Regions from separate parts of the Homo sapiens genome. Here all the other regions are linked to region 1. The links are chromatin contacts, found by Hi-C in ENCODE. All regions are on one chromosome and are shown on one strand. Each heading gives the region's core, a stretch centred on a gene start or an enhancer-like site at or near the end of the contact. The rest is flanking DNA. Distances are from core to core; before and after follow the strand shown.

Region 1 (3,855 bases), core at 376-2,875:
AGGAAGGGGTTAAAGCATGTTCTTGAGGCCCCACGTATGGGCATATGCTGCCTCCGTGCATGTGAATAAGTATGCATGTGTGCGTGGACGTGTGTGCATGTGCGTGGAGACATGTCTCTCCTTGCCAGGCTCTCACCGAGAGCCGGCCTCAAGTAGGGATTCTACAGTTCCACGCCCTCTCTGGTGCCTCCCTCCAAAGACAGGAGGCCTTGACCTTTCTGGCCCTGGAACCATGGCTGTGCTGCTGTCCTGGAGCTCTGAAAGCTGGGACGGTGACCTAAGGGCTAACTGCGGGACAGAGCCCTTCCCCTCCCAGGCCCAGTTTGCCTCTCTGCAAACAGAATTGCCACCCCATGCAGGGTGGGAGAGGCGCCAGGGGCAAGCTTTCAGGAGGTGCCAGTGCAGGGTCAGCTCCTCCTTAACAATTCTGCACCCGGCCCTGACACCAAGTCTAAAGGGTCATGAACCTCTGAGTGAAAACACCAAGTGCAGGATCTGTGAGAACCGGCAACACCCAGTCACACGCAGAGAACCCTCCGCTGCTTCTTAAAAATAACATTGACTGTGCCTGGCTCTCACTGAAAAACAACACGTGCTCACTTGAGATATTTCAGAAGATACAAACGCAAAGACAAACAAAAAACCACCCAGCACCTCAGTGGTAGATGCAGTTACCATCAGCCCGGCCTTTCCTGCTTGTCTTCGAGGGGTGCACTCTTATCTTTGGGGGCCCCAGTGTGGCACGCAGCCAACACCACCCAACACCAGGATCTAAGAGAAGAGACCACGGTGGGCCGGGTGAGTTCCAGGAATCAGACCCTGCCATGGGCCTGGGGACATAGAGGTGGTCCCGGCTGAGGCCCTGAGGAAGGACAGACAGGCAGCCCAGGCCAGCAGCCCAAGAGACAGGGGGCAGGGCTGGCAGGCCACAGGGTGGGGACCCTGAATTCAAATACTGGGACTCAGAGTCCTGCCCCCACCTGCCAAGGCCGGTGTCATGCACGCACTTGCCCCCAGGGCCTGAGTGGGTCAGTCTTCCCCACGGAGGGTTTGCTTTACCCAGGGGTCGCCCCGAGGTCCCGAGCCTCCCAGGAATTTCTCCTGATGCGGCCACGCAGATGCAAACACTTTGTTCCATGCCTCCTAGTCTCCGGCCCGGGCTCTTCCTCACACAGACCCAGGCAGGGAGTGGGCTCCGGGGTTAGTCTGCCCCTGTGGCTGGAAGCCTGGCGTCCCCATGCTCAGGGCTGGGAAGGGGGCAGCACGGAACGGGTTCATTCAGGCACTGCCTGGCCAGGGTCCCCTCCCGCCCCCCGCGTGATGACACGCCTTCAGGGCGGGCCCAGCGTCTCAGGCCTTAGGGACACAGGTCTGTCCCAGGACGGCACTGAGGGCCCAGGCGCCTCCACCAGGGTAGGGACCCAGGGCGGAGCATGGCCCCACCACAGGGCGCGCGCCCGCAGAGCCCTCACCTTGCCTGTGCCCACGCCAGGGGACTGAGCTCCCCGCGCGCCCGCGCCCTCCCACGGGGCCTGGCGCTTTAAGAGACGCCCGATTTGCATGGCCCCGCCCCCCCGAGTGACCGCCGGGCTGGATATTTAAATCGTGGCCCCAGGGGCGGGGCTGGCCCCGAACGCGGTCCCGCCCGGCGCTTTCCTCTGCGGAGCTGCGGCGAGAGCGCGGCCCGGCCGAACGGGCGCGGGACGCGGAGCCCCCGACGGCGCGGCCAGCGGGCGCGCCCGCGCTCCCCGCACCCCGCCTGGCCCTGCCGGCCACCCCCGCGCGCAGCCTAGTCCCCCAGCGCCCTGCTCCGCCAGCGCCCCGTCCCGCCCGCACACCTCCGCGATGCGGCACGGCGTCGCCTGGGCGCTGCTGGTGGCCGCGGCCCTGGGGCTTGGGGCGCGCGGGGTGCGCGGCGCGGTGGCCCTTGCCGACTTCTACCCGTTCGGCGCCGAGCGCGGCGACGCCGTCACCCCCAAGCAGGACGACGGCGGCTCGGGGCTGCGGCCGCTCTCGGTGCCCTTCCCGTTCTTCGGTGCCGAGCACTCCGGACTCTACGTGAGTAACCCCCGGGCTCGCGGGGCGCCCGGGAGGGGAGGGAGCTGCGCCCCGGCCGCTGCCCGCCGGGCCCGGACTCCCGCCGCCGCCGCCAGCCACTTGGCACCGGGGCGGCCCGAGGTGGAATGAGGACAGCGCTTCCTCCTCGGCGGCCAAGGCCGGACAGCGGCCCGCGGGAGAGGCGCGCGGGCGGGGCGGGGGCGGCAGCCGCCGGGCACCGAGGCGGGGGCGAGTGGAGCGCGGCGCCCCGGCCCCTGCCAGACCTGCCGAGCGCGTCTTCCCGGCGCCTGATTCCCAGGGGAGAGCAGGGGTCCTGGTACTGCCCTGGTTTTCACACATGGCAATGTGGCCGTGGGCACGGGCTTCCCGGGCCTCAGTTTCCCAAGTGGGGCGCCGGGCCTGCGAAGGTTGCAGCCCCTCCTTGGGCCATTTCAGCCCCGCCCCCCGTGGACGCCAGTGCGGCCCAGAGCCAGGAGGCTGGACCCCTTGCCCAGGCGCTCAGGGCAGGGCCTGCTTCTTCGCTGACCCTCCTAGGCGGGCTAGCAACAGGCTTGCCCCTCCCTGCCGTCCTCTCCGCAGTCTGGGGGCTGGCCGCTCAGGCTCAGACTCTCCAAACAGGACTCCCAGTGGGACTCCTGGGGCCAGGGACTCATGACAGCAGGCTCAGCTCAGCTGAAGGAACAGGCCCGAGTGCCGGTTCTGTCTCCATGGCTCCCAGAGTGTGACCCCAGGCCAAGCCCTTATGGCAGCCCAGGGAATGAAATGCACCTGGTAACTGCATGGAGCACTCGCCCTGAGTAGGCCACGGTGCACTGGTACCTGGTGGTTCCCTGAAACACCCCAGATCATATCTAGAAAACTGCTGGGCCAGCCTCAAGTAGAGTCCCCTCCAGCTCCGTCACCACGGCCACCTCCACCATCAGCCCTCTCATACCCTCGCCCACCTCCAGCCTCAACCCACTGCCAGCCACATCGCCTCTGCCATCTGTGCTGCCCGGAGTAACACCACCTGTACTGCCAACTCCTCCGTCAACACCACCTCCTTCAACCCCACCACCAGCAGCACTGCCTCCACCACCACCTTCCCCATGGTCCCCAGCTTCCCGTCGTCACCATCCACATCCTCTGCATGGTTGTCATCATCCCTCCCCACCTCCATCCACAGGGCCTCCTCCACCACATGCCCTCTAGTGCGCCTCCCACCCCACAACTGCCAACACCATCCACAGCGCCCACTGCGTTTTCCACACCTGCTCAGGAAGGCCTCCCCACCTCGGTGGCAGCACTGGGTGACCTGACTGGTGGGAGGGGCAGCCATGCTGTCGGTGCTACCCCCTGAAAGTCCCTCTGGACCGGGACTTGGACAGAGGAACGGGACTGACTCCTGGAAGTACGAAGTGGGTAGGACAGAATGGTGCTCAGCGTTGGCCCGAGCTGGAGGAGGCCTGTCCACTTGAGGTATGGGACACTCACATTGGCACCATCCGAACAGAACTCAAGAGGCTCCTTAAGCATTTGGGCCAGGCTCAGCTTTCCCACTCACAGTCACAGGTGAAAATATTATTAAAATGGTTAACCCACTTAACAGCCTCACCAAAAACATCTGCCCTTGCCAGAGCAACTAGGGGAAACAGCTCTAACGTGGGAAGATCTGCTAGGAGAACTAGGGTTTCGTCAGAAATGAACCTTCTGGCTGCTAACAAAACATTTATCTCCATCGGAGCTTTTTCCTGAAACAAAGATATTATTTGAAAACCATTTGCCGATGTGGACACAGTGCCTGCAGTGCACTTCACC
Region 2 (3,855 bases), core at 1,080-3,579, 740 kb after region 1:
GGTAAGGTCATGTGGGTCACGTGTCCACTGGACAGGGGCCCTTCCCTGCCTGGCAGCCGAGGCAGAGAGAGAGAGGAGACAGAGAGACAGCTTACGCCATTATTTCTGCTTATTAGAGACTTTTAGTACTTTCACTAATTTTGCTACTGCTATCTAGAAGGCAGAGCCAGGTGTACAGGATGGAACATGAAGGCGGACTAGGAGCGTGACCACTGAAGCACAGCATCACGGGGAGACGGTTAGGCCTCCGGATAACTGCGGGCGAGCCTGACTGATGTCAGGTCCTCCACAAGAGGTGGAGGAGTACAGTCGTCTCTAAACTCCCCCGGGGAAAGGGAGACTCCCTTTTCCGGTCTGCTAAGTAGCGGGTGGTGTTTCTTGACACTTTTCGCTACCGCTAGACCACGGTCCGCTAGGTAACGGGTGTCTTCCCAGACGCTGGCGTCACCGCTAGACCAAGGAGCCCTCTGGTGGCCCTGTCTGGGCATAACAGAAGGCTCGCACTCTTCTGGTCACTCCTCACTATGTCCCCTCAGCTCCTATCTCTGTATGGCCTGGTTTTTCCTAGGTTATGATTGTAGAGCGAGGATTATTATAATATTGGAATAAAGAGTAATTGCTACCAACTAATGATTAATGATATTCATATATAATCATATCTAAGATCTATATCTGGTATAACTATTCTTATTTTATTATACTGGAACAGCTCGTGTCTTCGGTCTCTTGCCTCGGCACCTGGGTGGCTTGCCGCCCACAGTTGGTATCGAACTCCTGACCTCAGGTGATCCACCTGCCTCAGCCTCCCAAAGTGCTGGTATTATGGGCGTGAGCCACCGTGCCTGGTCAGAAAAATCAGTTATTTTAGGGGATGGTATGGGTGGTAATCTTTATGGGTTTTGAATCATTCCTAATCCCAGGGGTCCAAGATGCCACTGGCCTGCTAGTCAAAGGGAGGGCGTGTGGAGGTCAGGTGGTAAGGGGGTCCACAGACCTCATCTGTGGTCGTCTTTCCAGTTCCTGAATGTGTAATTGCAACAGTTACCCTTGACAATGGGCAAACTCCCACACTCATCTGCAGAGCAAGGGCCAGCCAGGTAGGAAGGGCCAGGTGGATGTCTCCTTTCCAGGGTTGTATGAATGATTCACCTGGGAAGAAGGTGAGTGGCCTCTGGGGATGTGGTTAAGGAGGACAGGAATGACTCCTTGCAACTGCTGCTCCAGAGCCTCATCACCAGGACAAATCCAGCTCGCCGGTTTTCTGTGTGACTACCAGGACCCATCTGCTGTCACGGGCGTAGCCTCCACCTCTTGCACAGCTCCGCAGTCCTGCCTCGGGCCAAGTGTGGTCTCCTGCTCTCTGCCCTCATCTGCTCAGAGATTGGCATCCTCTGCACCCGCTAGGGTTCTATGGAATTGGGTGAGCTGAAGTAACAAGTGCTTTGGGAGGCCGACGCGGGCGGATCGCTTGAGTCCAGGAGTTCGAGACCAGCCTGGGCAGCACATGAGACCTCATCTCTACAAAAATACAACAACAACAAAAAATTAGCCGGGTGTGGTGGTGCACGCCCGTAGTCCCAGCTACTTGGGTGGCCGAGGTGGGAGGATGGTTTGAGCTCGGGAGGCAGAGGTTGCAGTGAGCTGAGATCAACCCCAGAACTCCAGCCTGGGCAACAGAGCTAGACCCTGTCTCAAAAAAACACAAAACAAGTGCTGGCGATGCCTCAGGCAGGGGATCCCAGGCCGGGAGGCTCCTCGGGACAGCAGTTACTGCGTCAGGAGGGCAGGAGCTCCCCAGGTGTGCAAAGGGTTTGAGGGCACGGAGGGCTGAACAGGCAGAAGGGACAGGGAGGCAAGAAAACACCTGCAGGAGGCAGCTGCCCCCTAAGCTAAGGCTGGGGACCCAGGAGGGGTGGTCCGTGCAGGAGCTGGGGAGGCCGCTGGGGAAAGGGGCGCCCCCTGGGCTCGGCCTCGGAGGAGCGGGCCGGCCCCCAGGTCCCTCGGCCGAGCCCACGTCCCGGGCCTCGTTCTGGAGAACCCTCCAGCTGCTGCTTGGGCGTCTTGGGCTGCGCTCAGCCTAGTCCCTTCTCTACCTGGAGGGATGCGCCCGACAGCCGGCGCGCCGGAGGCCCTCAGGAAACGCAGGACGAGGCGGTGGCCGTCGAGCCTCCGGTGCCAGTCGGGGCGGGGCTTGGACGGCGGGGCGGGGACTGTAGGCGCGCAGGGCTGGGCCTGGAGGGCAGGCGGGGCGGGGCCCGTTAGGCGCGCGGGGCGGGGCTTCGGCCGCTGGGCGGAGCCGTCAATGCGCAGGCGCGGCGTCGCCCCGCCCACTCCGGCTCGGCGGCTCTGGGCCTGCGGCGGGCGCTGCGGGTTGGAGCTCGGGACGTGATCGTGGGTGCGTGCGCGCGGCCGCGCGGAGCGCTGGGCTGAGGGTCCCGGTCTGCGGTTCAGCCGCGGGTCGGGGTGGCGGGGCGCGATCTCGGGCGCCGTCAGCCAGTCGGTGCCTGTGGGGGGAGGGGGACGGCGCTGCAGCTCGTCACGTGACCGCGTGGAACACGCGCGCGCGTCCGCGGGATCCCCTCGGGGGGCGAGCTCGGAGGAACGGGGTCCTGGGCAAGGTCCCGGCGAGGCCGCCCCGAGCCTGCGCGTCGCTAAGTCCAGGCCTGCTGCGTGGGGCTTCGCGCGCTCGCGGGGTTGCGGCCCGGGCAGGGGGAGGGCCCGGGTGCTCGGAGCCTTCCCTTCGCTGCCCTCCTGCCCCCTCCCTGCTTCTGCAAGCGTGTTTCAATTTGTACAACGTGCATAAAACATGAAATTACCCTTGGCCACTTCCAGGCGCGCAGCCAGCGGCTCCCTGCCCTTCCCCTCCGGGCCCTGAGTACCGGCCCCCCACCAAGGAGGAGCCCGAGGTCTCCGTCCCGGCGGCGATGCTGCCCCGTCGGCCTCTGGCGTGGCCCGCGTGGCTGTTGCGGGGTGCTCCGGGAGCCGCGGGTTCTTGGGGTCGGCCGGTTGGCCCCCTGGCCCGCAGAGGCTGCTGCTCCGCCCCGGGGACCCCCGAGGTGCCGCTGACCCGGGAGCGCTACCCCGTGCGGCGCTTGCCGTTCTCCACGGTGTCTAAGCAGGACCTGGCCGCCTTTGAGCGCATCGTGCCCGGCGGGGTCGTCACGGACCCGGAAGCGCTGCAGGCTCCCAACGTGGACTGGTTGCGGACGCTGCGAGGTGGGTGAGGCTTGGGAAGCTGCGGCGTTTCCGCGTCCCTGCTCCGCTGCGCCTTCCCGTGGAGGCTTCAAAGCGGGCTGAGAACAACCTGGATGGGGGTGCCAGCCCCTGGCTGCGCTGAGAGGGGCGTGTGCACCGCCACAGGCTGCTGGAATGAATGACCACGAACGAGTCGCTTAGAACAACCCAAGTTTTGTTGTTGTTGTTGTTTTGTTTTTTCTTTTTTTTAAGACGGAGTCTCACTCTGTCGCCAGGCTGGAGTGCAGTCACGGAGTTTCACTCTGTCGCCAGGCCGGAGTGCAGTGGCGCGACGTCGGCTCACTGCCACCTCTGCCTCCCGGGTTCAAGCGATTTGCCTGCCTCAGCCTCCCTAGTAGCTGCGACTACAGGCGCCCGCCACCACGTTCCGCTAATTTTTGTATTTTTAGTAGAGACAGGGTTTCACCATGTTGGCCAGGATGGTCTCGATCTCTTGACCTCGTGATCCGTCCGCCTCGGCTTCCCAAATTGCTGGGATTACAGGCGTGAGCCACCCCGCCCTGCCAACAACCCAAGTTTGCCTGGCGCAGTGGCTCTGCCTGTAATCTCAGCTGCCCTGGAGGCTGAAGCCAGGAGTTCAAGACCAGCCTGGGCAACATA
Region 3 (3,855 bases), core at 689-3,188, 640 kb after region 1:
GGAGACTCCTTCTCAAAAAAAAGAGAAAAAAAGAAAAAAAAACCAGGCCCTAATGTGCACATAAGGGACAGGGTGGTCAGTTCTAACTGCTATTTGCTCCACCTGAGGCCAGTGTGGACCAGGACAAATCCTAACAGGATGGACTGGGCCGTTCTAAGCAACAGGACCTTCTAACCTCCTTTCTGAACACTGTGAGGCCAACTGCAAAGGTACCCCCCCACCCCCAATTCCGATGTCCTTTCCTCCCATACCATGTTAGACCGTTGCAACACGTTGCCTCGTTTTCAAAAAACAATAACAAAACTTCTAGGACACAAGCTCTGAAGGAAATTGTCAAGAAAGTGCGCTGGCTGACTTGTGAAATAATCTAATGTTACTAATTCTTATAATACATTGTAATGATTTAAGACTTACAGCAAACTACTGTGAACTTTCAATAACCCTATAAATAACACGTGCCATTCCCGTCTTTAAAACTTAAATAACACCATGCAACATAAAACAGAAACATCTCCAAAGTGGTTTTTAAAGTCTGTTCGCGGTTCTGGTGCCTCCCGCGTGTAATCCGCAGAAATCTCACTGAAATAGGCTGAACTCACAAGGCCTTAGAGGGGTTTGGGCCCTGCCGCGGGGGCCCACGTGGGAAGCGGCCGAGAGCCCCGGGCCAGGCTCTAAGGGAGCGCAGGAGGATGCCGTCCCCAGCCGGCCGTCCCGTAGACTCTCCGCGCGTACCCGCGTCCTGGGCTCGGGGGCCCAGTCCCGGAAAGCCCTCTCGGGGGCTGTCAGCTACGGAGGCGCAGGTCGCGTCTGCCCGGTCGCTCCTGCTCGCAGACATCCAGGCCGACGGCCCGCGCGGTCCGGAGAGTCAGCAGTCGCGGCCGAGCAGGACAATCGGCCCAGGACCTGCGCTTCCAGAGCGTGCGGCTTCTGAAGCCTAGGCGCCGGCCGGATCGATCGCGCGCAGGGCGGACCCAGGCGGCCGGGGTGGGGGCGGCTGCGCTGCCCGAGGCGCCCGGCCCAGAGACGGCGGCCGGGCCAAGGTCACACAGCGCCCACGCCCGCTCCCCCGCGCCCCGGCCGCCGAGGCCCGGCGCCCCCGCCCCCCGCGTTCGGGCCGGCCGCGGGGCCTCAGTTTCCCCGCAGGGCCGGGTCGGGGCGGGGGCGTGGCGGCCCGGGGCCCGCGTACCTGTGGAAGGAGACGGCGCGCTTCTCGCCCTTTCCCTGCCGGTTGGAGCAGTTCACGGCCGCACAGCAGATCACCATCGCGGGCCTTGGCCCAGCCGCGCAGCCAGGCCCCGGCCCTAGCCGCCCGCCCGCCCGCGGACCGCCCCGAGGGAGGGAGCGCGGCGGCGACACGGCTCGGGACGTGGGCCGGCCCGCGGCGTCCGCGCCGTACGGCAAGATGGAGGCGCAGGCGCCCGCAGCGGGCCCGCCCCCGCCCCAGCCCCCGCCCGCGTCCTCGCCAGCCGCGGGTTCGGGCGTCTTCGGACCAGCGGGGCGCCGCAGGCCCCTCGCAGCGTCCGTCGGCAGGCGGGCAGACGGGCGGGGGAGTCGCCCCGGCGGGGCAAGTCCGTACCGCGACATGGGCGCGCCGAGCACGTCCGTACCGCAAGATGGCTGCTCGGACGGGGACAGAGCTCGCCTCTGCCGCCTCGACAACTGCTCCTGGGTCCTCTAAGAGGAGGAAGCGCCACCCATGGCACACAGTGTCCCGTCGGACAGCAGAACCAGCCGTCGTCCCACGACACGACCCCATGCCGCCCGCAGGGCGCCCCGGGGCTCGCGTCGGCCCGGCCGTACGCCAAAATGGCGGCTCCCGCGTATTTCCGCTCGCGCGCCGTATCGTCTTCGCCGCCTGCGCCGGCACACCTATTGGCCCCCGCGGCGTCCCGTCGCCGCGTCGCGTTGCTGGCCCGTCGGAGCGACGCCGCTCGGGTCAGTCGGCGGCCGGACTGGGAAGATGGACGCAGGTGAGGAGTTGCCGGGGGTCGGTCTTTCCGCAGGAGGTGCTCGCCTTATCATTGGCCTCCCCTGCTCGGGTCGGGCTGCCGCGACTCGCCTCGGGGCACGCCGGTGCGGGCCAGGCTGGGCCGGGGCGGCGGGCGCTGCGGGAGCGCGGGGCGGTGTTGGTGGGTGGTGGGCGGTGGGAGCGGGAGGGGGACGGCGGCGCACTGCGCCGCGGAACCCGCCGTCGGTTGCGCTGGAGCTTCTGCTTTTCCGGTCCCGTCCGGAGCGCTCCGGAGGTTGTGGCTGCACAGGCCCTTGCGCCAGGTCGGCCGTGGAGGGCGGCGGAGCCTGCCGGGCGGGGAGAGGCGCGGCGGCGAACGGGGCGGCCGCGGTCCGGGCCGGGGACGCGAGCGGCGGGCGAAAGCGTAGCCTTTCCGCAGCTGAGCGTGAAGGGATGGAAGCTCTTTAACTTTTATGAAGTTATTGGTAGGTTGGAGGAGAGAAACGTGACGTGTTCATCACAGTATACGTATCTTTTTTGTTTTTGTCTTCAATTTAGTAACCAGTAGATTCTCCAAGCTGCTTTTCCGTGACGAGAAAGAGAAACAGTGAATTTGTATCATCGGGTCTTAGTTTCTTGGGGTCCTAAGAGAGAGAGAAAGAGAAGGAGTGTGTGTGTGTGTGTATAGGGAGTGTTGGTTTTTTTCCTATCCTTTCATGCTTCCGCTCCATTTTTGCTAGCAAGATTATTTTAAGTCAGCGCCAAACCCATCGCTAGCCCAGTAGCCCTAGAAATATTTTTACACAGAAGTTTTAGCTCATTCATTCTTTGTGGGAACTGATTTGCCTTTTACCAAGTATCCCCCATCTGTAAAGAAAGATTTTCATCTGGTTTAATTCTGTCATTCTGAATGGGATTGTTTTTACTTTTTATTTTTCTGGTAGCTACAACATAAATTTATTAAGATCTGAGTTGGAAAACTGTAATGTGTATTGCCAATATCTATTAAAATGATTTGTAGCAGCTCACCACTTAAATGTGGTAGGTGGCTGGAGGAAACAGGAGCCCTGACTCCCTAAGGAGCATGTTGACCAGGTGTATATCTTGTGAAGTTTGTCTTTTAGAATAACCGTCATTCACGGTTGAACTATTTGCAGCTGTGTACTATTTGTTGTTTACTATTTTACAACTGTTGTATTATATCTTTTTAGGTGTTATTGTTTGTGATGCAGGATTTTTCTCAGCCACTCTGGCAGCCAGAGACCTCCGGCTGGCGAGGCCCCTGCCCAGGCCTTGCTTGGGTCCAGGCTCGCCGCAGGAGATACCCCATCTACTTGGTCCACCGGTGGGCACCTGGTTTGCACTATGGCACGGATACCATGGCCACCATGACTGTATGCTCAGCCCCTGGCGGGAGTGGGTGTGTGGGTGAGTGAGTGCCGGGTCCCGCCAGCTGTTTCAAGCGCAGGCACCAGAGTGGGCTCTGCAGAGCTTACAGCTAGACATGTGGCAAGCAACTCCCACGGCGGACTCCAGCGTCCAGACAAAGGGACAGTGGATTCTGGTGTCCAGACAAGGGGAAGGTAGTGGCGCCCAAGCAGGGGTGCTTACAACCCTGAAGCCCAAGAGGGGGTGTTGCAGAGTGTCAGCAGCCCTGTTACTCCCATTGCCCTGCTCCAGGCTATAGCTCTGGGGCTGGCTCCGTCCCCGCTGCTTCCCTTTGCTGCCTCCTGTCACGTGGGGTGTCACAGTGGGTGGCTGCCCTTTGCCGGCAGAGGGCCCAGGGCCACAGTGTTACAGCCTTCTTTGTACTTGCATTCATTGGGTCCCTAGTTCTTGTCCCACGTCCAAGAAGAATGAGACTACACTTAACACTGACAATCGAAGGGTGAGGAGGGTGGAGAATA

What was found. Hi-C counts contacts between places; a loop is a spot of excess contacts on that map. Pooled maps may share reads with other maps.
Region 2: a loop to region 1 is called in a map of CD14-positive monocyte, with 4 times the contacts of the local background. The contact joins the promoter of D2HGDH here to the promoter of SNED1 in region 1. A Hi-C loop is called at or near these places in 2 of 168 maps with a recorded cell type or tissue (CD14-positive monocyte and gastrocnemius medialis) and 4 of 50 pooled maps.
Region 3: a loop to region 1 is called in a map of endothelial cell of umbilical vein, with 5 times the contacts of the local background. The contact joins the promoter of ATG4B here to the promoter of SNED1 in region 1. A Hi-C loop is called at or near these places in 1 of 168 maps with a recorded cell type or tissue (endothelial cell of umbilical vein).

Annotation. Positions count from the first base shown.
Region 1 is chr2:240,996,993-241,000,847 of GRCh38, forward strand. SNED1 (sushi, nidogen and EGF like domains 1) reads left to right here and starts at 1,626. Exons shown (of 32, transcript NM_001080437.3): 1 at 1,626-2,058. The coding sequence starts at 1,846. RefSeq lists a silencer at 1,258-1,677.
Region 2 is chr2:241,732,301-241,736,155 of GRCh38, forward strand. It overlaps D2HGDH (D-2-hydroxyglutarate dehydrogenase), which reads left to right and starts at 2,330. Exons shown (of 10, transcript NM_152783.5): 1 at 2,330-2,395; 2 at 2,833-3,216. The coding sequence starts at 2,925. RefSeq lists silencers at 1,857-1,906, 1,947-2,996, 3,007-3,116 and an enhancer at 3,157-3,396.
Region 3 is chr2:241,635,755-241,639,609 of GRCh38, forward strand. ATG4B (autophagy related 4B cysteine peptidase) reads left to right here and starts at 1,939. Exons shown (of 13, transcript NM_013325.5): 1 at 1,939-1,970. The coding sequence starts at 1,961. It overlaps THAP4 (THAP domain containing 4), which reads right to left and starts at 1,404. Exons shown (of 6, transcript NM_015963.6): 1 at 1,187-1,404. The coding sequence starts at 1,263. RefSeq lists silencers at 927-1,066, 1,137-1,206, 1,237-1,586, 1,957-2,006, 2,027-2,216 and 1 more and enhancers at 1,560-2,487, 2,887-3,420.